Linked DNA regions of Homo sapiens: all the other regions are linked to region 3. A link is a loop called in an ENCODE intact Hi-C map of the cell type or tissue named here. Cell type or tissue: natural killer cell. All regions are shown on one strand. Links, peaks and the distances in the headings refer to the core of each region. The heading gives the core; the rest is flanking DNA. Region 1 overlaps AOAH (acyloxyacyl hydrolase). Region 2 has its middle 65 kb from the start of AOAH. Region 3 overlaps ELMO1 (engulfment and cell motility 1).

Region 1 (7,924 bases), core at 522-5,521, 190 kb after region 3:
TAACTGCTTTCTGAGGGTTTTCGGTCTTGCTATTCAGGTACTCTTATTTATTTATTTATTTATTTCTGGAGACAGAGTCTTGCTCTGTCACCCAGGCTGAGGTGCAGTGGCGCAATCTCGGCTCACTGCAACCTCTGCCTCCTGGGTTCAAGCGATTCTCCTGCCTCAGCCTCCCGAGTAGCTGGGATTATACCCATCAGGATGCCTGGCTAATTTTTGCATTTTTAGTAGACACGGGGTTTCACCATGTTGGTCAGGCTGGTCTTTAACTCCTGACCTCAGGTGATCTGCCCGCCTCGGCCTCCCAAAGTGCTGGGATTACACTCCTTTTTCTTTTGTAGAGATTCAAAGAGATTTCAAAATTCTGCTGCCTCCACCACCATCTTTCCATACTCCTCCCTTGCGAAGGCTTTAATTTGACATCAATGGTCTACTGTATGCGTTGCTCAGCAAGTTTTTTTTTCACGCAACATGATTTTAAGATCTATACATGTTAAGGCATATAGGCCTAGGTCAAGTCTCTTAATTACTCTATACTTCTTTACCATATAAGTTCTATATTTTATTTGTTTATTCCTCTATTGAACATTCACAATTTGTTATAAGCTTTACTTTGTATTTTCACATCTCCGAGTTACAGAAGAAGAAGAAAAATATTATTACTATTTTACAGAAGGAAAACAGTGAAGAACAGTCACAGTTATCATTAAGCTTTGTTTTAACTGGTTGCCTTTCTGTGTGATAGACAGCATTGGCAGGTATAACCTCAAGTTAGATGTTCTCTTTTTTGGCAAAGTTGCGTCGTCCGAAGGTGAACGACCGACTAAAAATCCTATTTCCTAGATTATTCCCTCTTCTTAATATACTAGCAAAATATAAAACAACCCAAAACAAGATTGCTGGTTCAAGGTACCATCTTAGCTTCTTCTGACTTCGAACAGGAAATGTCAGAGCCTGGTAAGATCAAGTGAGAGGCTGAAAGTCAGATTCTGGTGAAGTGGAAACCGGTATCTCACCAAGGGAAACAGGATAAATATTTTGGTTTTCAGTGATGGGTTGCCTTTTCAACTGGAGCAATTTTAAAGGATTAAGAAGGTTATTGGGAGTTATTTTCATTTTATCAATTCTTGTTTTACCTCCAGCTGAAAATAGAACACTCAGTTCAGGTTAAAGGACACCATGGGCAGTATTGCTTCCATTTTATGGATGAGAAAAACAAGACACAGAAACAGAATGGTTATGTCAGTTGTATGGGGTGGCAAAGATAGACGTTCTCCTAGCTAAGGATTTCTCCTGGAAGACATAATAGGCCTGACCCACAGTGCCTACTGGGATCCAATATTGCATTGCCTTCTGTCTGGTAGGCCAGGTGAATGGGGGACAGAAGGATATGAAATTAAGCACATAAACACACAATTATTTTTAAATTATTTTTCAGTGAAGTATTACTTTCACCTCCAAAGCTAAAAAAGTACAAAAAACAAAGTTTTAGCAGGGAAATCGCGTAAGCACCATTCTTGAGAATAATCTCTTAGTAAATCATGTTGCCTTTCCCTGTGCCCTATAAGACAGTTTTTTTCTAATCGTGCAAAGCATTTCTGACCCTCAGTTTCATCCACTGCTTTTGCCTCTGGCTCTCATTAGGAAGCACCTTGGAAGAATCTCGGAATTGTTAATGGAAAATGATTAATGGAATCATTCTCACTAGTCAGGGGTCAACAGAATCATATGCCCTGAGAGTCTTGCTACAAGTTCACTTTCCTGGGTCACCTATGCAGAAATTTTATCTCTGTGGAATATAATTGTTAAAAACTCATGTAGTCTTAAAAGAAAGAAGGCACTTCATGCCTACTCTGGAGGTTCTGAAAGTCTGAATGCATCCCAGAATATGTACTTATAAAATTGTGTGGTTGGCCGGTTGTGGTGGCTCATGCCTGTAATCCCAGCACTTTTAGGAGGCCAAGGCGGGCGGATCACAAGATCAAGAGATCACGACCATCCTGGCCAACGTGGTGAAACCCCATCTCTACTAAAAATACAAAAATTAACTGGGCGTGGTAACATGTGCCTGTAGTCCTAGCTACTCAGGAGGCTGACGCAGAAGAATTGCTTGAACACTGGAGGTGGAGGTTGCAGTGAGCTGAGATTGCACCACTGCACTCCAGCCTAGGGACAGAGCAAGACTCCGTCTCAAAAAAAAATAATTATGTGGTCCCTTGGTGGCACTGTGCTTCAAGTTTGTATATAATAATTATACATATGTAATAATGTATACATATTATACATATAATAATGTATACATATTATACATATAATAATGTATAACAATATCTGCTATACTTGAGGTAGATAAGGCATCAAATAAAATGTCCTAAGCACATTGAAATGTATACTACAAATAACAAGACCTTTTGGAGTATTTTAATCTCAGCTGAACCACTTGCTATGTTGTGATCTTAAGCTCTCTAAGTCTTAATGTTCTTGTCTATAGAATGAGGATAAAAATAATTACCCCCTCAAAAGATTCTTTTTTTTTTGAGGCCTCAATACTTTTTTTTATTTTTATTTTTTATATATATATTTATTGTACTTTAAGTTCTAAGGTACATGTAAACTAGTTCAACCATTGTGGAAGACAGTGTGGTGATTCCTCAGGGATCTAGAACTAGAAAAGATTCTTATGAGAAAGGAAGTGATGGTAAACATGAAGGTAACTTACAAATTGGAATGTCCTATGTTTTATTTACACATACATCTGTATACACCCAATGTATGATAACTACTTAATTGGTCTTATTTTAACTTTATTTTGTCCTTTGGAATAGCCACATTTTCTTTTTTCCTATGCTGTTCCAAGTCTCTTTTAATCTGTAGAAATTAAATACTCTTGTATGATCCTTGTCACAGGCAGAGTTTAACAGTATAATTTTTACTTTAGCTAAGCTACTGTCAATATGTAAATGCCAAATTTTTCTTCAGGTGTATCAGTAACAATCAGGTTACCATCTGATCATGGCTGACTGGGGATAGCTGGCTCTTTCTGGAGATTTTGCATATTTCTGCTTTGTACCCTTACGGATTGCTCTCAGAATTTAGCTCTCAGAGAGCATTTCCTGTCCCATATCAGCCATTGCTCCAGGGGCCTCTCAAGCTAACAATCACAGAAGACTACCGGAAACTATTCAAATGGTTCTGCTCAGGGAGGAAGGAACCTGCAGCCATCCTCTTTGACTTGAGCTAAACAGAATTCTAACGCGCGCGCGCGCGCACACACACACACACACACACACACACACACACACACACACACACACACACTGCTTATCTTACCAGAAAGAAGATGAATTTTCTCTGCCTTTCAGCCAGTATTAGAACTTTATCAAAGAACACCCTAATGTCCATTTTTAAATTGCTCTGCTCTAGGCTAAGCCAGTTCTGCATTAGCAGTACTTTTAACTTTTTTCCAAAGCTCCTTCATTTAATTTGGAATATCTCTTACAAAAGTCCCCAAACTTAGCAGACATTATAGTGATAGAGACCAAATCCTACACCCACATTTTTCAGATGAGGAAATGGAAGTCCAGAAAGGGGAGGCAATTTCTCCAAGGCCAGAAGCCAGTGGGCTGGTACTGAATGAAATGCAGGTCTCTGAGTATACTGTGACATCAGAGCTTCTTGACCCTCTCCACAGTAGCACCCCTAAAAAGGATCCCAAGGGAGAGGGAATCTGTATTTAAACACTTTTATTAAGCTACAATTCACATACTGTACAGTTCACTCATTTAAAGTGTACAATTTAGTGACTTTCAGTACAGTCATAGAGTTGCGTGTTCATCAGTCACCACAATCAATTTTAGAACATTTTCATTACACCAGAAAGAAACTACATGCCTTTTAGCATCCGCCCCCAAACACCCACTCTTTCCAGCCCTAAGAAACCACTAATCTACTTTCTGTGTCTATGACTTTGCCTGTTTTGGGCATTTCATATAAATGGAATCATACAATATCTGGTCTTGTGTGACTGATTTCTTTCCCTTAGCATAGTGTTTTAGAGATTCACTATGTTGTAGCATGTATTATAACTTTATTACTTTTTACGGCTGAATAATATTGCATCGTATAGGTATACCACGTTTGTTGATCTATTAGCTGATAGGTATTTGAGGAGTTTACATTTCTTGGCTATTATGCAAAATGCTGCTATAAATATTTGTGTACACATTTCTGTGTGGACATATGTTTATATATATATATAAACTGGATCACATTGCTGGATCATATATAAACTGGATCATATTGCTGGATCACATAGTAACTCTATGTTAAACAGTCTGAGGAGCTGGTAGGCTGGTTACAAACTGGCTGCACGAGTTTACATTGCCATCAGCATTGTACAAGCTTTTGATTTCTCCACATCCTCACCAACACATATTATTCTCTCTTTTATTATAGCACATTATAGTGGACATGAAGTTGTATCTCATTTTGGCTTTGAATTGCATTTCCTTGGTAGCTAATGATGTTGAGTATCTTTTCATGTGGCTTTTGGACATTGGTATATCTTCTTTGGAAAACTGTCTATTCAGATTCTTTGTACATATTTTAATTGGACTATTTGTCTTTTTATTATTGAGTTGTAATAGTCCTTTATATATTCTAGCACTGTGATAGGTCATTTGATATATGATTGGCAAAAATTTTCTCCCATTCTGTGGGCTGTCTTTTTACTTTCTGTTGGTGTTCTATGAAGTGCAAAACTTATTGTTATTTTAATGAAGTCAAGTTTCTCTGTTTTTTTTTTCTTCTTTTGCTTGTGCTTTTGGTGTCATATCTAAGAAAACGTTGCCTAACCCAAAGTCAGTAAGATTTATGCCAGTGTTTCCTTGTATGAATTTTACGGTTTTCACTCTTACATTTAGGTCTTTGACCCGTTTTGGGTTAATTTTTGTATATAGTGTGAAGTAAGTGTCCAAATTCATTCTTTTGCCTGTGGCTGTCCAGTTGTCCCAGCACCATTTGTTAAATTCCTCCAATGAAATGGTCTTTGCACTTTTGACTAAATGTTAGGGTTTGTTTCTGAACTATTGATTCTATTTCATTGATCCATATGTCTGTCTTTATGTTAATACCATGCTATCTTGATTACAGTAGCTGTCTAGCTTTGAAATTGTTTCCCAATGTCAGTCCTCCAACTTGTTCTTCTCTTTCAATATTGTTTTGGTGTTCTGAGTCGCTTGACTTTTCGTATGAATGTTAGGATCTGCTGCTCAGTTTCTGCAAAGAAGTTAGCTAGGTTTTTGGTAGAGATGGCATTGAATCTGTGGATCAGTTTGGGAAGAATTGCCCTCTTAACAATATTAAGTCTGCCAATTCATGAATATGGAATGTCTTTCCATTTATTTAGGTCTACTTTAACTTCTTTTAACAATGTAGTTTTCAGAGTATATATTTTGCACTTTTTTTGGTTAAGTTTGTTCCTAAGAATTTAGTTCTTTTTGATGCTACTGTAAATGGAATTGTTTTCCTTAATTTCAGTTTTTATTTGCTCACTTCTGCTACATAGAAATACAATTGGTTTTGCATATTGATCTTGTATCCTGCAGCTTTACTGAACTTATTTATTTGTTCTTATAGTTTTTAATAGATTCCTTAGGATTTTCTACATGGAAGATCATATCAGCCACAAGATAGTCTTACATCTTTACTTTCCAATCTGAATGCTTTTTATTTCTTTTTCTTGCCTCATTCTCCTGGCTAGAACTTATAACGTTGAATAAAAGTAGTGACTGCAGATATTCTTATATTTTCCTGATAGTGAGGGGACAGTATTTAATTTTTCACCACTAAATATCATGTAAGTTGTCAGGTTTTTTGTAGATAACCTTTATTAGGTTGAGGACATTCCCTTTTATTCCTAATAAAATCATGAAGCAGTGTTATATTTTGTCAAATATCTTCTGCCTATATTGGATAATCATATGGTTTTTTTTATGTTGTTGATATGGGAGTAATACATTAACTGATTTTCAGATGTTAACCCAATTTTGCATTCCTGGGATAAATCCCACCTGATCATGGTGTATAATTTCTGTATTGCTGGATCTTATTTGCTAGTATTTTGTTGAGGATCTTTGTGGTTATATTCATGAGAGATTTGGGTCTACATTCTTTCGGAGGAAGGTTTCTGGTTTTAGTATCAGGGTAATATTAACCTCATAAATAAGTTAAGAAATGGTCACTCTGCTTCCATTTTTTGGAAGAATTCTTGATAAATTGTTAGTAATTCTTTAACTTTTTTGTAGATTTGCCAATGAATCCTATCTGGTGCAGCTAGCTGGTCTTAGGCTTTCCTTTGTGGGAAGTTTTTAATTACTAATTCAATCTCTTTACTTGTTATATGTTTCTTAAAATTGTCTATTCTTGAGTCCATTTGGGCATTATGTGTCTTTCTAAGAATTTTTTATTTTATCTAAGTTACCTAATTTATTGCCATGCACCTGTTCATAACATTCCATTATAATCCTTTTTATTTCTTTAAGGTCACTCATAATGTGAGGACACAGTTTTAATTGCCTACTTCAAAGGCACAATTTATTTATTTATTTATTTGAGACGGAGTTTCACTCTTGTTGCCCAGGCTGGAGTGCAATGGCACGATCTCGGCTCACTGCAACCTCCACCTCCCGGGTTCAAGCGATTCTCCTGCCCCAGCCTCCCTAGTAACTGGGATTACAAGCACCTGCCACTACACCCAGCTAATTTTTTGTGTTTTTAGGAGAGACGGGGTTTCACTATGTTGGCCAGGCTGGTCTCAAACTCCTGACCGCAGGCGATCTACCCGCCTTGCCCTCCCAAAGTGCTGGGATTACAGGCGTGAGCCGCTGCACCCAGCCGAGCACAGTGTATTTAAAGTCTCGTACTTTTTTGTCTAAAAAGTCATAGAATAGATCTATTTTAATACAAAAATAATATTTCACATTATTTAACATTAAGCAAAATTGAAGTACCAGGGAGCATTCCCATATTTATCTTGTTTCACCACTCCATCATCCAGCAAGGCCCGGGCCCCCCTATGTGAGACACATCATGACAAGATAGATTCTCCTTAATCAGGGTTTTCTAGCTCTTTCCAGGACAGCTGATCTGTCCCTAACTCTGCTAAGATCCTGAGTTGAATTACCAGGGCTCCACAATAGACTCACAAACTGGAGAAACAGGACCAAAGAGCTAACAAGTTTCATTGGGTGGATAGAGGAACTCACAAAACATTCATGTGCTCTCATAGGTCAGGGGAGATTATGTTGTTAGTAGGAGTATTTGTGTGGAGTGTATCTATGTCCTGTGATGAAGGTGGCAGTGCAGGATCACCTGTAACTGTCATCTCCTTTTACCTCTGGGATAACAACAGCAAAAACTAAGGACCCCAAGTGAAGTATTTTCCTTTGAATAAACACCAGAAAAGACCATTTCTAACAGAGCTACATTTCAGATGATTGACTAATGCAAGTCTCATTTCTTTCAACTTCAACAAATGAGGTCATAGCCAACATTCAGGTATTCCCTGTAGAAAAAAAAGAAAGAAAGAATGAACGAAAAGGAAAACCCAGCATTAAACTGTGTTTTTAGAATAAATTGGTTATCTTTAACCTGGACGGTTAGGTGGCATTCACATAAACCTGAGATAGAAGTGATATTTAATGCATACATTAGCTGAAACATTTCCTTCAAATCCTTAAAATTAAATTAATCATAAATTAATCACTCAGCTTCAGTTCCTAGCAAAGATAATCATTATTAAGGTGTGTTAAATTCGTCGCAATAAAAATATATTCAATTTCCCTCTTTATATTTTTTAGAAAAACTGTTCTTGAAAACCACCTGCTATTTAGTCATTGACAAGTTTGGATCAGACATCATAAAA
Region 2 (7,604 bases), core at 2,378-7,377, 76 kb after region 3:
TCAAGATGTTGACAGGGCTGCATCCCTTTCTGGAGGCTCTCTGGGGAGACTCTGTGTCTGTATCATTTCCAGCTTTCTAGAGGCGGCCCACATTGCTTGGCCTGTGACCCGTTCCATCTTCAAACCAGAAATGGTGGGTTGAGTCCTCACATCGCATCACTCTAATCCTCAATTCTGTCTCCATCTCTCACTTATAAGGAAATTTGAGATGACTTTGGGCCCACCTAGATAACCTGGGATATGCCCCCTACCTTAAGGTCAGCCGATTAGCAACCTTAATTTGATCTGCAATCAAAATTTCTCTCTGATATGTATGCAACATATTCACAGGTTCCAAGAATTAGAACATGGACATCTTTGATGGGACGGGGCATTATTCTGCCTTGCTATAGAGATATTATGCAATTTGGAGCTAATAAATGGAGTTTGCTGGATTTGAATCTTGGTCTCTTTGATTCCAAATCCTCTTCCATGAACTCCAATGCACATTGCTACCAGTAAAATTCTACCAACAACATCCCTTCCTAAGACCGTCTTCTGTGGCAGGCACGATCTTGGACACTGGTGGTTCATATATGAATAAGAATTAACCACAGCCCCAGACGAGCTCACAAGCTTGTGGGGGAGAGGCACTTGCAAATGTCAATAAATAACTATAATGGTAAGTGAGAAAGAAGTGTATGCAAACGCTGTGGGTGCACAGAGGAGTGAGTGTCTAATTCCACAGGACTGGGAGGCAGTGTGGGATGGGGTTGGAGAGGATATTTGAAGTAGATCTGAAGGATAATTAATTCACTAGGCAAGGGAGGCGGTGAAGGATGCTCCATGCCTAGAGAATGCTGAGAGAGGCTAAGCCATGTAATTGGCTGGATGTTTGTGGGAAAATGAATTCATTTTGTTGTGGCCAGACAGAATGTCTGAGGTGAAAAGATGGGAACTGAGGTTGGAATGGGTTCTGATATTGAAGGGTCTTAGAGGCCATGCTCATGTTCATTGTGGAGAAAACTGACCTCCATCAAAGGATTTTAAGAGAGAGAGAACCATGATCAAACCTGTACACTGGACGCCTCATTCTGGTAACATCTCAGAAGATAAATTTGTTGGCAGGTTGGAAGTGAGGGGGAAGAGGCTGAGGTCAACATCCAGGTGAAAGATCACAGGGGTCTAAGGAGCGCCATGACCATGGGAATGAAGAGCAAAAGGCAGATTGAGACTGTTCTGAGGTGAACTTAGTCAATATTTGTGGCTGTGTCTTGGAAAAGGGTCATGGGGTGAGGGGCAGCAAGGAAAGTAGAGTCAGGAATTCCCCACCAGCTCTGTAACTCGGGGCTACACGGTAGCTCCCTAAACTGAGGTAGAATTTCATCCAAGCCCACCCCATCATTCATTGCCAAGGATACTTGTAAACTCAGCATCACAGATTTCTAGAGGGAAAAGCTTCTCTCTGGAGCTTGAACCTGTTTACAAAATCATGCAGAAGAAATTGCTCACGGTGACTGATGTGATTCCAAATGCTGAAGTAAGATTGTGCATGTGTGTGTATATGTGTCTGTGTGTGTCTTGGGGGAGGTATCCTTTCTCTAAAGCAACTCCTCACATCCCTGCCTGCAGAAGGGGGCTCCCCTTTGCCCCACCACACAGGACCACTGTGAGCAGAGATTCATCCTCCTGCCTCCTTCCCAAGCCACACCAGTCCTTTCATCACTCCCTCTCACCTTGGCATCTCCCCAGCTCTCCAGGGGAAAGCTAGAACTACGATTCTAATGGCCAGTTTGGTCTTGGCAGGATCTGTTAAAAGAAACTAGGTCTTGGGTGTGTATGTGTTTGTGTGTATCGTTGGGTGTCTGTGCTTGTGTGTTTCTGCATGGGTCTGTGCATGTGAATCTAAATGTGTGTTTGTGTTACAGTTGCCAGATTTGGCAAATAAAAATACAGGGTGCACAATTTAATTCGAATTGCAGGTAAATTATTTCAGCAAATCATTCTTTTAGTATAAGTATGTCCGTGTGTATTTACGCATGCCTATTTAGGGCTTATCTGTACTAAAAAATTGCTCATTTTGTATCTGAAATTCACATGTATAACCCATGTGATTATGCGTGCGTGTTTTGTGTAAAAGCCTGTGTGGTTTTGTTTTTGCTCATGTGCTTGGGTGTTTGTGTGTATCTACGTGCATGTTTGTGTATATAGGTGTGTGGTTTTCTGTGTTTGTGTGCTTATGTGGATCTGGGTTATAGGAATCCTAATAAGAGATTTGCCCAAGTCATCTAGGCCTGGAGAAAACCGTCATTCTCAGCTTACCAGAGAAAAAGGAGTCAGATTTTTTTCTGCAGTTAATTAATTTTGACTTTGAACAAATCACTGCCAAGTGAGAAGGCTGAACTAGACTCATTCATTTAGATATTTATTGATCATTCTAGGAGCAGAAGGTGCAAAGGCAAGTAATTCACAGAGGACTCACGGTCTAGAGAAAGGACATCAATACTACTGAGGAGGTTACGACGTAGTAAATGGCACCATAAACATGTATGCCGAGATCCCCACAACTGTGGCGATACCTTCCATTTCTTTGTGTCTGTGAAGCCAGCCCTGCAGTGAAGGCAGGCAGATATTTCATTGTGATGCTTTTATCACTTTGAATCTTTAAATTATGATTATTGGTAGAAGCATGCATGCAGCTCTGATAAACACAGATCGCCCAGGCATCAGCTGCGGGAAGCATTGCTCCATCCGTCAAATATGTTTGTTTTTAATAGTAGCAGTGCTCATGGAAGCCAGGAAATGTCACTGGATTCAGATGTCACTTAAACATCTGAAGCATTTCTCATCACCCTTCCTGTCACCGTGAGCAGTGTACCTTGCAGCGTTAGAGGGCTGCCTGCTTCCCCTGGGGGGGCATCTCAGCTCCCTTCAGAGTCCATGCCTGACGTTTATGCTTCTCCCTAACTTCGACACTGGTTTTGCTCACCCAATATTTTCAGGCTCTGTCTCTCAAAATAAAGTTAGCTGGCTAAGTGAGATATTGGCCATTCTGGCTTGAAATCTGTCTCAAGCAAGCTTTCACACCCCTACAGAAAGCTGCCTTAATATCATAATTGAGCAATTATGTAGGAGTTTTTGAATCTGATGATATATGGTTAGAATACAGGCCAAGCTGTTATCACAAAGAGACCTCAGGGGCTGCGACAAGATAAGTTTGTTTTTCACTTACCTGATAGTCTGAGCTCAAGCTGTCCTGGCTGGTGCGGCAATCCCAGAGGGACAAGGAGCCCAATTCCTCCTGGCTTGATGCTTGGCTGCCCTGCTCGCATCAGTACGGCCCATCACAACAAGCAGAAAGAGGGAGCAGGGAGGCAGCACAAATCCATTTCCTTTCAAAGGCAAGCCTGGACATTGCATGCATCACTTCTGGCTACAGACACAGGTGAGGATGTGGCTGCACCAAGCTTCAAAAGAGGCCAGAATGTGACTTCCTCAGAACTGCCATGGGGCCTCTATTGCTATGGCGGAAAGAAGAGTGGGATGGGGGCAACTGGCAATCTCTGCTCTAAGAGCATTGGTGTCAAAATATTCAAGAGCTCTCCGGACAAATAGCCCTCAGAATACACTTGTCTGTTTGTAGCTGGAGGTGCAAGAACAACCTTAACTGAGTGCCCACTGTGTTACAGACGATGTGAGAATCAGCCAGTGTCTTATATTATTTGATCCTGATAGGCAAAGTGCCTGAGGGGTGGAGTGACTTGCCCAATTGGCGCGTAGGTGCCACAGGAGGCACTTGGACCCAAGGCCTTTCCCACACACCACCCTGCCTCCTCTAATCTCCTGGTGATGGAATGACTCTCTTGGACGTGTGCTGGGTTTTCAGGTGCCAACTCAGCATCACCACCAGCCCTGTCTAGGTCTCCTCTGCACCTCAGAAGCAAAGCAGGAACTACATTTCCCAGAATGCCATTCCCAGGAGGACCCACATGCCAACCCCAGTGAGGAACCTAGCAGAGGCCTTTATCCTGCATTGGTGGCTTTATCCAGCCCCCAGTGCAGAGGGAGCTTCACAGCAGCTTTCCACAGGCTTCTGAGAACCCCTGGCTTTAGTGTTTCAGGCTGAAATCTTGGTAGGTGGCTTCTCAGCCCTTTGCACCCTCGGATCTTCCTATAATACGTAGGCTCCCCCTACCTGGACCACTCAGACTGAACATCACAGACACAGAAGGTAAGATCACGTGATAGTGCGGAGGTCTTTCTCTCTGGCAGAAAGAACATTCAAATTGGAACTGGGTGAACTGACATTCTTACCAACCAAGCTGGCCCTTGACCACATCACTTAAGCGGTATGAGCATCAACATTTTTCACTCATCAAATGCGAATAACAATATCTACAAAATTATGAGGGCCGGGCACAGTGGCTCACTCCTGTAAATCCCAGCACTTTGGAACAACAAGGCAGGCAGATCGCTCAAGCCCAGGAGCTTGAGATCGGCCTGGGCAACATGGTGAAATCCCATCTCTACAAAAAAGAATACAAAAAATTAGCTGGGCACGAAGACATGCACTGGTAGTCTCAACTACTCGGGAGGCTGAAGTGGGAAAATCGCCTGAGCCCGGCAGGTCAAGGCTACTGTGAGTTGTGATCAAGCCACTGCACTCCAGCCCTGGGAACAGAGTGAGACCTTGTCTCAAAAAAATAAAAACAAAAAAATAACTGGGAAGGTCACATGAGATACTATATTTAACAACAATTAGGACAACAAGAAAGTAGGGTGCTGCTGTTATTATTTTTGCTAATAATAATAGCCAAGCATTTTATAGGCATTATTGCATTTAATCCTAAAACAACTCTGGTTATACCATTTCTATTTTACAAACAGGAAAACTGAGAAACAGAGAACTGAATTAACTTGCAAATGATCACACAGCTAGTTCTTGACAGAGCCAGAAACTGAACCCATTCTCTGTAGTTTCAGTGCTCACACTCTTAACCACTATTGATGTGTTTCCTGTTGACACTGACACATTTCAACTAGCTTGTTTATTTTCACCTTCCTCCTCAGCAGCTTACCACAATTACCAAGTATAAAGACTAGCAAGGAGAAGAAATTATGAGCAGCAAGATGTATGAAATAACCTCCTAATAATTTCAAGAACCTAGCATAAAAGTGGTCTATCTGGCAGGGTGCCTAATCCCTGAGTAATTTCAAGGACAACTTACTCTCAACTTGGGGCATCTATGCCCTGCAGGAGACATTTGGAAATGTCTGCAAACATTGTCACAACTGGTGGGGCGGGCATAGGGGGCCAAGGTGCTACTGAAATCTAGTAGGTAAAGGTTTGAATGCCCCTAAATAGCTTACAATACACAGGACTATCCTCCCCGCTCAACAAAGAATTATCTGGCCTAAAATGTCAATAGCATCATTGTTGAGAAAGCCTGCTTTAGAAGGTGTTATGGGATTTCCTGTGCCTAATATGGATCATGTGGGACATTCTCTAAGGCTGTGTTGTCCAATGTGATAGTCATTTGCCACCTGCGACTATTTAATTTTAAATAAATTAATAGTAAATAAAATTAGAAATTTAATTCCTTAGTTGCACTAGCCACATTTTAAGTGCACAATGGCCAGCTGTGGCTAATGGCCACCATATTGGACAGCAGAGAGTCATGGAACATTTCCACCATCTCAGAAAGGTCTTTTGGCCAATACTACTGCAAGATCTTCTCCTGGTCTGAAACCGTATTAACTATCTCAAGCTGTATGTAGTTCCTTGCACGTTATAAAAAAACAAATATTAAACCATGATTTTTAAAACAGATAAAATAGGGCATATTCATGAAACCATAAAAAATGGCCTTCTAAATTAGAATGCTTTGAATATAGTTGATGACATCTCCTCGTTAAGACACTGCTTTATTTGTTTATAGATCATTAAAACTGGGAAGAGGATAGGAACCTAAACCCAGAGTTGGCAAAGGCACTATCAATCGATGTTCAAGAAAAGGACTTGAGGGAGGCAGTTCTAAAATTGTAATCTAAACCAAAAGTTGTAGAATTTTTTAGTTTAAAATAGGATTTGAGTAATCTATTTTGGTTCTGAGTTGTATAATTCTTTTTAGGGGCCACAAAAGTCTTGGAGAATCTGGTAAAATGTGCTGATCCACATCAACAAGCAGATACACACAGAGACCATTTTCTTTTCTTTTCTTTTTTTTTTTTTTTTTTTTTTTTTTATTGTTGTTGTTGTTGTTGAGAGGAGACGGAATTTCACTCTGTCACCCAGGCTGGAGTAAAGTGGCACAATCTCAGCTCACTGCAACCACCGCCTCCTGGGTTCAAGCGATTCTCCTGCCTCAGCCTCCCCAGTAGCTGGGATTATAGGCACCTGCCACCACGCCTGGCTAATTTTTGTATTTTTAGTAGAGATGCGATTTCACCATGTTGGCCAGCCTGGTCTCAAATTCCTGACGTCAGGTGATCCACCCACCTCAGCCTCCCAGAGTGCTAGGATTACAGGCTTGAGCTACTGCGTCTGGACTACACAGACTATTTTCTATACAAGTTGATGTGATTCTTGGCTTCCTAAAGCCCCCTCTGTGTTCCAGTTGATCCCTACACACTACCCTCACTTCACAGATGAGGTAATTGAATGACTGAATGAATCAAGGGAAATGAGGAGTTAAGTGACTTGTCCACAGTTTACACAGCAGCAGGACCTCAAGCAGAGGCGGATATTCCAATTCTCAAGCCTTATCCATTCATTAAGAAATATCAGTTTATATAAAGTAGTAAAGGAACTAATCTAGCGTGTGCTATAAGATACACTTGTACTGTTTGAAGTTCTTCTGCTTGCCTTCTATGATGGGAGAGGATGGGGCAGTACTTAAAAAGAAAAGGAACAGCCTTCAAAGTTGCCAGAGGGTAGAATAGGGAACTACACACTCATTATCCACTCCGCAGACTGAGTTATGAAGCTCTGAACAAAGAAACATGTTCTATGATTTCTGATCTAGAATTTTTTTTTTTTTTTTACCAGAATGCTGCTTCTTTGGTGATACTCCATTGCCTTTCTCCAGACAGCACATTCTCAGTAATAATATGAACTCCTCACCTGATTTGATGGCCTCCATCCTTCTTATTAAGGCTTCGAGAAGCGCAGTTTGTGAATTTGCCTTTGAATAGCTCATTAGGTTATTTGCTTTTGTTCCGGACTCCTGTCTCCTCTCCTGTATTCTGCCTCCTTATTTGTGCTTTTTCTTTAAAGCCAAAAAAAAGCCTAGAAAACTCCCTTATGCAAAATTCCAAATTCAGCTGTGCTTTTACCCGTATACTTAATTATAAGAAGTCGTGCCCGCTCTATACTTGCGGCTTTTCACAATGTGCCATTATGTAGAACAGCAAGCAGAAGCAAAAGGTAGTGAACTTCATTGGCAGTCTAATCCGCACAGAGCTATTGCTATTGAAATGCTGTAAATAGAAATAATATTCAAGAAGAAAGAATTTGCCTCTAGGGCTGTGCCCAATAGATCTACTTACAAACCCCAAACAAAGCCTGTCGAGTCAAGTATACTTAGCCCAGTGTCTGGAACATAGCAATCCTTTTTAAAATATTT
Region 3 (10,941 bases), core at 3,668-8,667:
TTCTCTCACTTCCTGCCTACTTCCAACCCTAAGAATTGCCCTCACTATTGTCACTTTGTCCTCTCTTGAGCCCGCTCTGCTCATCCGTCCATTCCCTGGGCCTCTCCTAACCTCCCCCATTTATGTTTATTTCTCCCTTCTCCAACTTCCACCCCAATATCTTTCATTGTCTTCTGCTGTAATCATGCTCTTAATATCCTCCCCGGGATCTCAGCGAAGCCTGGGACAGGCAGAGAGCAGCTGACTCAAAGAATCTTAGAAAACTTTAAAGGCCTGATACCCTTCAGCATTGTGGAAAGTAGGCTGTGAAATATCTCCAACTCAGACTAAAGGAGAAAATTTTCCCAGAAGTGTGTATTACTTAAGCCCTGCAATACCTTTCACCATCCCCTCCTAGTTTACCAACCATTCCATTATCATTCCATTACAGAGGGCACAGGAGGGAATATTATTTGAAAAGACAGAAGAATTTCTTTTGCCCGCTGGAAGTATTTGCCCTTGGAGAGGCCGTCAGGGAGCCAGTGCTTTGTTTATGCCTCTTAGAATCTTGTGATCTATACCATTCATGAACAAAAGTATCCAGATTATCTGGAGCACCCAGAAAATCTGGTACCAAAAATGTCACATAGATCAATAGGTTGCATCTTTATTTCCAGTGTCAGTATCTAAGAGGGACACCAAAATGATACACAATCTATTTACCAATCAGCGTTAAAATAAATAGTTTCCACTGTGTAATTTCTATTGTTATAAGACAGGGAATCCAGTTCTTTGCAGGATGGCCCTATCTATAGTTAAGGAAAAACAAAAGTACTATGAAAATACTGTTCAGGAAGGCAGAGGGCAGGGGATGCAGCTGAAGAGGCTGATTGTAAGATCTTTCCTTCTTAAGTTCTATAACTCACCTCAGCTCCATGGGAACTCCTTTGTTGAGCCCATCACAGCATTGTCATGTAATGCATTTGATTGGCAAGCATACTGATGGCAGGGCATGCCCAAGAGGCCAGGATCTGTGGTCTATCTGTTACACAGCACCAACGGGGGTTTCCGTTTATCTCTTCTCCATGCTATGGGGAGACAGAGATTCTATAGCTCAGCAGATTAGAGAAGCATCCTTAGCTATAGCAGCAAATCTCCAGTTTTCATGGTTTGCCTCCTGTGGAGCAGACTTTCTTCAACACTAGCCGGGATTACCATATGCTGCACATGTCAGGTATTCTCTCCACAATCTCGGAGAGCACGGGCTCTGCTCAGCTTCAGCCGAGGAGGTCCCCACAGTTACGTAACACTTGGGGCTGAGCTGGAAACAGTGTGGAGAAATTGGCAATAATAGGGGTCTGGGAGTCTGCAACCCAGAGAAGACCAGGAAGGGTGTACCTGGAAAAATAGCAACCTGCCAGAATTCAAGTGTGCTAAATAAAGATAGAGGGAATTATGTAAAATAGGTGTGGAGGGACTTCCTGTTTCAGCCCCAACATATAAAGAGCTTGAGAGTTGTGCTCCCATCCTCAGAATAAGGAGAAGCGGGCAGGGTGTGGTGGCTCGCGCCTGTAATCCCAGCACTTTGGAAGGCCAAGGCGGGCGGATCACAAGGTCAGGAGTTCGAGACCAGCAGCCTGGCCAACATAGTGAAACCTCGTCTGTACTAAAAATACAAAAAATTAGCCAGGCCTGGTGGCAGGCACCTGTAGTCCCAGCTGCTTGGGAGGCTGAGGCAGGAGAATCACTTGAACCCAGGAGGTGGAGGTTGCGATGAGCCGAGATCATGTCACTGCACTCCAGCCTGAGCAACAAGAGTGAAACTCTGTCTCAAAAAAAAAAAAAAGAAGAAGAAGAAGAAGAAGAAGCAGAACAAAGCGGAAATCAACAAGTTTTCTTGGACCTATCCTAGAACTGAGGTTGCAGGCAAACCATCACCGTGGAATGTGGAAAGTCAGATGTCCAAGAAGACATAATAATCCTTAACATGTCTGAACTTAACATGAAGATATCAAAATCCATGAGTTATGAAACTGATAGAACAGAAAGGAGAAATAAACAAATTCATTATTATTAATATATTGGAGACTTCAACTTCCCTTGGTCAGTAATCAGTAGACCAAGCAGGCAGAAGATCAAGAATATTGATGACCTGAACAGCACCATAAATCAGCTTGATCTAATTGACATTAATAGACTAATCCACTCAGCAACGGCAGAATACACATCCTTCACAAGCTCAAAGGAAACATTCACCAAGATAGACCACATTTTGGACCGTAAAGCATGTCTTAAAAAATTTAAAGAATAGCAGTTAGACAAAGTATGTTCTCAAATCACAATGGAATTAAACTAGAAATCAGCAGCAGAAAGACAGCTGGAAAATCCCCCAAATGTTTGGAAATTTAACAACACACTTGTAAATAACCCACAGTTCCAGGAAGAATTCCCAAGAGAAATTACAAAATGTTTCAAACTAAATAAAATGAAAATCCAGCTTACCAAAATGTGTGGGATGCAGTGAAGGCAGTGCTTAGAGGGAAATTTATAGCATTGAATGACTACATTAGAAAAGAAGAAAGAACGAAAATCAATAAAGCTTCCACCTCAGGACACTAAGGAAGGAGAGCAATTTAAGCTTAAAGCAAGCAGAAGAAAAGAAATATAAAATTTAGAGTAGAAATCAATGAAACTGAAATCAGTAGAGAAAATCAACAAAACCAAAAGCTGGTACTTTGAAAAGATGAATAAAATTGATAAACTTCTAGCCTGGCTAACCAAGAAAAAAATGAGAGTCACCCATATAACAGATGTGGAGATGATTTCATTTGAACATGTGAGGTAGTATATTTGGCCTTGTATCAGACTCCTCTCTCCTTAAAGGAGACTAAAAAAGTAAAACCGAGTAAATGATGTTTTGCAACCTTTATTTTTCACATATTGTCATGACACTCATAAAACATAGGATGGATGATGATGGATAGATGGATGATGGATGGACAGCTGGAGAATGATGGATGGATGGAGTACGCCACTGTAAACAGATAAGACTGCAAATAGAGGCTACTTCCTGGGACTCACTGGCCCGTATTTCTAGCTACCCTGGGCTCTTCCAGTCTGCCATGAGGGATAAGACTAGCAGAATTTCAAGCAGCCTGGCCCTTTAATTAGCATATACATGGAATTTACTTGTCTTGCAATGTTACTAGTGTTCATATATACCATGTCATCAAGCAAAACATCAAAAGGCAGAAGGAAAGCCACGATTTTACCTGCTGAACCCCCCAACCCACACCCCTTTCCCCGTACTCCAGAGGTGCCCTCCTGTCTACCTCTGGGACTTCTGGGTAGGAAAAGGGGACCTGCAGCCTAAAAGGAGAATTGACCAGAATGTGTTCATAAGAGGTCTGTCAGTACACAGTGGATGGATGACAACCAAGGCAAATTGCTGGCTCTTTGGACAGTTTTTCCAGCTGTGGAACAGCTTTTGACATTTTGTGCCATGAGACCCATGGTTAACTTAATCACCGAGCAAGGCAAACTGAGACATTGGCATCTGTAAAAGAGATACTTTGTTAATGGCAGAGTGTTGATAACTGATCATCCTCTCACCCATTCGGTCTCTGCTGATGTTCCCAGCAGGGCCCTGAGAACAGAAAGAAGAAAATTGGTCCTTTCCCTTGAGGTGTCTATTGCAGAGGCATTTGTTCATGTAGTCAGTCATCCACTCAGTCAGCATGGGAGTGCCTGAAATAGCACAGGACTAAATGGGGTAGCTGGGGTCCTGTCTTTCTGGAGCTTAGAGTCTGTTATGTTTAACAGAGTTCAGTGCAGCAGGCACATTTTTACGGAGACAAGAAATGGTGGGTTCTTCACACAGGGATCAGAAAGTTTCTCATTGAGACTTGAAAAGAATTGCCATGAGTAGATGGAAATTCAGTTGGAAGGTTTTGATTTGCAAGGATTAAGGATTCTAAATTCAAACTCTATAATTTATAAAAATAAGCTGATTTGTGGCTGTGTGCTTTAAGGTGGGCATTCTTGGTGCTTGTCTCACTGAATTTGGGGCTTTTAGGTCAACAGTCAACATGAAATCACCAGAGTGAAGATCCATTGATTCAGATAGGAGTATATTTGGTGTATGAGAAGCTTCCATCTTCCCATTTGCCAGAATTAAGCATTTGTTTTTCCAGTGTGATGCTTAAACCTGAAATAGGAAGCATATTCTACTGAAGCTGATGTTCTAGCATCAGTTTGAAAACCCTGGTCTTAGCCAAAAAGTCCTTTATTCACATTTACTTCATTCATCATCCATTCATTCATTCATTCAGCAATGTATTGAGCATCTCCTTTGTCCTAGGTGCCAGGAATCCAAAGATAAATATGACCTGGCCCCTGGCCCTAGGTGTCCAGTAGATAACATTTATATTTAAATATGCAATTACAATTCAATATGTCTATGCCAAAAAAAATTAAACATGGAGCCTGGGAGAGTTGAGAAAGGTGATGCAGGACATGGCATCTGATCTAGCTTTTGAAAAGGAATTGGCCAGGCAGAGAATGAGGAGAAGACTTTCCAAAAGGAGGAAAAAGTCTGAAAAGGCACAAGGGCCTTTGCTCATGTGAAAAGCATCCTCTAATTGGGAATGTTGAATTCAGAGTATAGGATGGATGGGGATGGGGAGAAGAATATGGATTGGAGAACTATTGGCCGGTTACGCTGCTAAGATAGATTGGGGCTGGAGAGTTGTAACTGCCTGAAGAAGGTAATCTCTGTTATGTACTACATGAATGAGTGTTTTTTGCCTTCTAAAATAGAAACTCAAATTCTTAGATATCTGGACAGCAATAAGCTATAGTTCTGAAATCTACTGCTATTTCTGTGACCATAATTTAACACCCACACACATGCCGAGTTATATCCTGTGTCTTTTATCAAAAGGTTTTACCCTCATGATGACCTGGATAGATAGAGAACCAACATAGTTAAGTGAATGCTAGCAAAATGGCCATATGTGGTGAGTTACCGTCAAACAATGTAAGGATTGGCAGCCAACACTGCACACTGAAAATATGTTGCATACAACTCTACTCTTGTTATCAGTCGGTTCCTCATTTGACCCATGGAAGATGGCAGTCCCCAAACCCAGGAACCATTTTCCTGAGCATCTGCTGACACAGCGTGCCTTGTCTTCTGTCCCAGGGCCAGAGTGTTGAATACAAAGGTCAGGGGCCTCAGGGCATGGAAGGATGTTCACTTTCCTCTGCCTCCACTCTCCCTAGGACTCAGGCTTCCTCCACATGACAAGGTGGCAAGCAGGCATCAGTGCAGCAGAGAATGGAGAGAAGCTGCTTCTAGATGTAATTTTTCACTGCACTAAATCCAGAGGAATAAAAGAGCTTCGGTCATGAGCAACAAAGCCCCTGAACATTCGATGTCTAAGTGAGTGTTGTGGTGTGTGGAGGCAAGTAGGCCCTGAGGGGGGCACAGATCAGTGACAGTCTACTCCACCACCACCTGGCGCCTTCTCCCTCATGGACAGTGTGGACAGGTGGCAGTTTCTGGAGTATTAGCCTGAGAGGTGCTATTGCTCCTGGCTCTGCAGCCTCCCCGCTCCAAGTGCTGAAGAGCTGACCTTCACCAATGACTCAACAACAGCAAGCCAGAGACATCAATAAAACCCATTACAAGCGATAACACCCTTTAACACAGACATGCAGCTCAGAGAATTAATTCCTCCCACCCCCTCCCAGGCAGCTTTGGTGAAATTAAAGTGGGAATTGACATTCTCACGAATTTCCCATTTCCTGCCTGTGTTTATCAGGAATCTAGGTCATGACAGTTCTGATCATTCATGTCGTGAGTGGTATATGTCATAGAAGGGCAAAGCTGAAAGTTTGCCTGCTCCTTTTCCTTCCTTCTCCATCCCCCTGCAGAAGAGAAAGTATCACAGCAATAACCACGCTGACACTGTGGTCTCAAGTGACTTCAGCACCCTGTCCGGAGCACATCTGGGCTGCAGTGCTGTTCACACCGGCTCTTGTCAGCAAGGGGTGATCAGCCACGTGATTTCCCTGAGCAGTCAGGCACTTGTCACCCAGGGTCAGCCCAAAGGGGCCTGGATGAACTTTACCTTTTCCTGTTTACCTCCAAGGGCCCCCTCACGCCACTGTAATATCCTGACTGGTTGTTCAGAAGCAAAGCTCACTCCCTCCTTTTTCTTTCTTCAATCTCTCAAGCATGAGTCAGAGAGTTTTCCTAATAAATGACTCTAAGATTAGTAAAGAAATCATCATTTTAATGAACATGCCAAATCTGAGTACAATTTGTATGAATTTTTGAAATTATAGCTTAGCATTTTGTTGAAAAAAAAGTTGTAAGAAGAGATAATGACCTATGACCTATCACCTTACCATAATTATTTTCATTTCCCATATTTCTTTCCAGTCTCTGTCCACAAGTAGGAATTGTTCATAATTGTGATCAGTGTGTACATGGTGTTCATGTCTCGTGCTTTTCTCCACTTAACTTTGGCTCCCTATAATTATCTTACTGAATGGCCAAATACATTTCCCTTGGTGGCTAATTTATGATTTCTTTATTACCCAAAAGAGGGAGAGGTTAGTTTCTCATAATGTTCTTTCAGATAATAATATTTGGCTTTTGCTTTCTTTTGAATTTTTCTTTTGAAATTATCTCAGGCATAGCATCTCTGGTTCTTGATATGTATTTTCATATTGATTTTTTTTTAAAAAGAATGATATGAATTTATAGTACTAATAGTAAGTCTGTGACTATTTTAATTGTAAATTAAAAGGCCCAAGAGAGATGGTTATGGGAACAGATGCTATACTTAATGGCAAATTGTTTTTGTTTGTTTGCTTGTTTCGGCGCCCTTCCTTTTTACATTATTGTCTTTACTGGGTAGGCCTGAGTCAGGGCCTAAAGAAGAATAGAAAATGAGGAGAGCATTTTTGCAGAATAGCTCCCATTCCACGACTCAGCATTCTTTCCTTCGCTTGTTTCTATTTCTGTCAAGGTGAGGAGACCTTTTGAGTGTGAGACGCTGGTAGATCTATCCTCAGAACAAGACCTGCCCCCTCTCAATGAGGGACAGCTGGAGGTGAACCAGACACTGAGAACTCCATGAGAGCCAGAAATAGTTAGATGATGGACTGTGTCAGGACAGGGATGCAGCCACTTTGGAATAATTCTTTAATCCGTCTGAAATTCTGAAATCTGTAGGCACTGACCTCATCTTTTTGCCTTTTATCTTTCTGGGGCATTTTTGCTGTGAGTCACAGGCCAAAGACAAACCCTCTAACAGATATTAAGGTAGAGAATGATGTGAAGAGATTGGCTCCCTAAGAAAGAATGTTTTGTGGGCAATTACTGAGCAGTGTGGCTCACAGATCACAGGAGGGGAGAGGGATGGTCATCACTGGTGCCTAATAGAAGCACAGAGAAGGAAGGCACACTGGAACCTCCATGCTGGAACAGTGTAGAGCGTTGGTTTGGATACACTTGGCTCTTCTCTTCCAGACTAGGAGTCCTCAGGATGCTGAGAAGAGCTGATGACTCTCATCTTCTGCTGACCGCTCAGACCACTAGAATGATCGTCTTACCCAGTATTGGTACAGCATGTACAGTTTGAGAAGTGTGGCTTAATGTACATATTAGACATGGCACTGAGTGCCTTGGTCATTGGTCATTCACCTGCAATGAAATGAAAAATGTCACTTGGTTCCTAGACTTCTGGGCCTGGCTCATTGCGTGCACTCCGTAGGTTTTCACCAATGAGTAAGCCCGTGCTTCTCGATTATACCTTGCAGTCTCTGCTGGGTAAGACCTAAGCTTTGTGTAGCCTTTGCTGTACAGTAGCTTAAAGGTCAAAGGACAGATATAAAGATAATGGGTTCACCTAGCAGCCTCCTTAAAGCTGGCATAGCGTCCACATTTTAGGGAATTCATACCTCTGTGGGCCTCTCTGTCTTTCTTAGGATGATAGAAGGAAGGGCAGTCCTTAATCCTGTTGATTGGGAGTTTACTGGGTTTTTGTTTGTTTGTTTGTTTGTTTGTTTTTGTGGCCTCTCTGGAAGGGAGATGCTGAAGAAAGGAGAATAACACAGTTTTGGTGGCGGGCGAGGAGGCAGGCGGTGCTGTCACCTTGGACACTCATTGAGCCTCTCTAAGCCCCACCTCATAAAGGAGATGAAAACACTTGCTACATGGGCTGCATGCGAATTAAATGAGATAGTTCACAGACCGCCGTGAATGGAGAGAAGGAATCATGCCGTGAACCTTGAAGAGCATGGTTCCTCCTTCCATCAGCCTCATTGCAGCTCCGCTTGGCTAGACAAGCTGGCCCTATGCCATGGTCAATGTGCAGCCATTTGCAACTGCAAAATGAAATGTGCCGATTTTCCTTAAGGTGCTGTTTTCTCTCATCTCTTGTAGGAGGTGCTTGAACTCGCTTTCTCCATCTTGTATGACTCAAACTGCCAACTGAACTTCATCGCTCCTGACAAGCATGAGGTAAGGGTCTCGGGGGTGATAATTTATGAGATAATGTTATCTTTTCTCAAGAAAAATATAGAAAGAAATTTTACTTAAGAAAAATAGACCTGCCTGAAAAAATGATGAACCAAGGGGCATCTTGCTGACTTGGAGGAGAATAGAAACCTCTTGACAAACTGCCCGTTGCAACAGATTCAACTTCTTAGTAGCTTGATTGATAGTTCATGGTAAAGAAAAAGGATGTAAAAGGCCTCAAATGCAGCAAAGGTATACTTGTTAATCCAGAGAAAGAAGCGGCCCTGGTTACAGCTTTGGTTTTCATTGAATTTTTCGTTTTTGGTCTGGATTTTCCCAAGATAAACTGGTCTCTCTTCTTTAAAACATCTGAGGAAGTAGGTTTTCTACCAAATTTCTTTAAGCTATTTTAAGAGGTTTAGGGCTGTCTCTGCTGTTGGGATTTTATTTTCGAGATGCTTTTATTCCTTTCTGACATCTTGTTATATGTATAATTTGTTTCTCTTCTTGTAGCACGCTGTCAGCTATATTTAAAATATTTAGCATAAATCTAGGAAAATGCATTTGTAAGATAAAGTAGCAGTTATGGCTGATTTAACTTTCTTTTATAAACTGGAACCCAACATCATGCTTGAAACTTTTATTTTTAGATGATACCATTCAAATTTTTGTTTTGCGTGTGGTTGCATAAACAGCTTTAGAAAGGAAGAGAACATTTTAATAGAATCTGACTTTTGTTCCCCATTTCCCCTAGGACATTTAGCTCATTTAGAAGTTATTCAGTATCTAGTTTTCACTGGTTTGAAGCTTTTGAATAAAATTGTATATCCCAAAGAGAGAGGAAAGATTAGACACAAATCCTGCATTTAGAACGGTGCTTAAATATAATTCTGTGTCACTTGACATTTAGTTTGCTGAAGGGTAAGACTTTGTCTTCATCTTTCTGAAAATAGATACTGTGTTCTACTGTTTCTGTTTTTAAATAAAATTGTGGTTCTACACAGGCCACCATATTCAAGATGTATAGAGCTGTGTACAAAACTACTTAAAATAGTAGAACTTTGGATGTTATTTAAATCTCTGCAAGGCTGTTTTCCCCAGTGTACATTAATTCCAGATCAGGATAAATGCTCTGGGACTGCCAGATTTTTATTCATATCTGCCACTTCTTATAGATACAATGAAGAGAAAAATGCCATATGCTTGTGAACACTTTTAATTACTTCAGACCACTTTCCTTCTATTACCTCATTTTATTTCCATAATTATTCCATACAATAGAAAGTTCTATTACAGACATTCTCATTTATCAAATGAGCACGGAGAGACCTCCCAGAACTGAATACCTCAACAATAGAAAGGTTAACACAGTTGGCCCTTGAATAGCATGGGGGTTATGGGCACCAAACCCCCCACACAGTTGAAAATCTGCCCATAACTTTTGACTCCCCAAAAACTTAACTGTCAGTAGCCTACTGTTGACCAGAAAGAAGCCTTCCCCATAGCATAAGCAGTTGATTCACACACATTTTGTATGTTATGTGGATTTTATACTGTATTCTTCCAATAAGGTAAGCTAGGGAAAAGAAAATGTTAAGAAAGTCATAAGGAAGAGAAAATATGTTTACTATTCATTAAGTGGAAGAGGATCATCATAAAAGTCTTCATCCTCATTGTCTTCACATTGAGTAGGATGAGGGAGAAGGAAGAGGACGGGTTGGTCTTGAGGTCTCAGGGGTGGCAGAGGCTAGAGAGGTGGAAGAGGTGGAAGGGGAAGCAGGAGAGACAGGCACACTTGGTATAAGTTTTATTGAAGAAAAAAATCCATGTATAAGTGACCCACACAGTTAAAACCCATGTTGTTCAAGGGTCAACTGTAAGTATAACGACCCTGGCTTACTCTCTGCCAGGCACCATTAATGCTTTATATGTATATTTCACCCCAGTTAACCCTCATATAACTCTAAAAGAATCCCCATTTAAAAGAGGGAAATGAGGCAAGAGAGCTTAAGAAACGTGTCCAGGGTCACACAAGTAGTAAGAGGACAGAGCTGGAATTTAAACACTGGCAGTCTTGCTCCAGAAGCCCTACACTTAACCCCTGCACTGTGGAGCTAGGAAGAGAAAGAGCAGACACTGAGCTCGCACATTCCTGGCAGGCCCATCACTCAGTTTCTACAATCACCAACTCATGGCCAATCTGGTTCACCTGTGCTCCCATCCACTCTTCCACCATCACCCAGCTGCCACCCCTGATTATTTTGAAGCAAATCTGGATATCATTTTATGTATAAATGTTCCTGTATGCATTTCCCAACAATAAAGACTCAATTTAAAACCATAACTGCAATACCCTGATCACACTTAAATAAATTAATAATGTGGTATTTATTTATTAAACCATGTGCAGTCAGTTTTCAGATGTCTCT

What was found. Peaks named below come from ENCODE experiments on the same cell type or tissue, not always from the same donor. Only the 100,000 strongest peaks of a DNase experiment are listed, where the experiment ranks them.
Region 1: it touches region 3 in a loop (3-fold over the local background); 7 of 110 quality-filtered maps call a loop at or near these places.
Region 2: a loop joins it to region 3, with 7 times the contacts of the local background. A loop is called at or near these places in 6 of 110 quality-filtered maps.

Annotation. Positions count from the first base shown.
Region 1 is chr7:36,673,945-36,681,868 of GRCh38, reverse strand. It overlaps AOAH (acyloxyacyl hydrolase), which reads left to right. Exons shown (of 21, transcript NM_001637.4): 3 at 7,860-7,924. Among named protein-coding and RNA genes, the nearest start is that of AOAH, 47 kb to the left of the region's middle. In natural killer cell, for the core only: no CTCF peak of the experiment used is centred there; DNase peaks (open chromatin) are centred at 3,198 and 3,768; H3K27ac peaks cover 2,060 bases.
Region 2 is chr7:36,785,629-36,793,232 of GRCh38, reverse strand. No RefSeq gene overlaps it. Among named protein-coding and RNA genes, the nearest start is that of AOAH, 65 kb to the right of the region's middle. RefSeq lists an enhancer at 5,112-5,261. In natural killer cell, for the core only: no CTCF peak of the experiment used is centred there; DNase peaks (open chromatin) are centred at 2,852, 3,952, 4,072 and 4,992; H3K27ac peaks cover 3,723 bases.
Region 3 is chr7:36,859,233-36,870,173 of GRCh38, reverse strand. It overlaps ELMO1 (engulfment and cell motility 1), which reads left to right. Exons shown (of 22, transcript NM_014800.11): 21 at 8,438-8,515. Among named protein-coding and RNA genes, the nearest start is that of MIR1200, 55 kb to the left of the region's middle. RefSeq lists an enhancer at 652-1,206. In natural killer cell, for the core only: no CTCF peak of the experiment used is centred there; DNase peaks (open chromatin) are centred at 4,943 and 5,983; H3K27ac peaks cover 3,991 bases.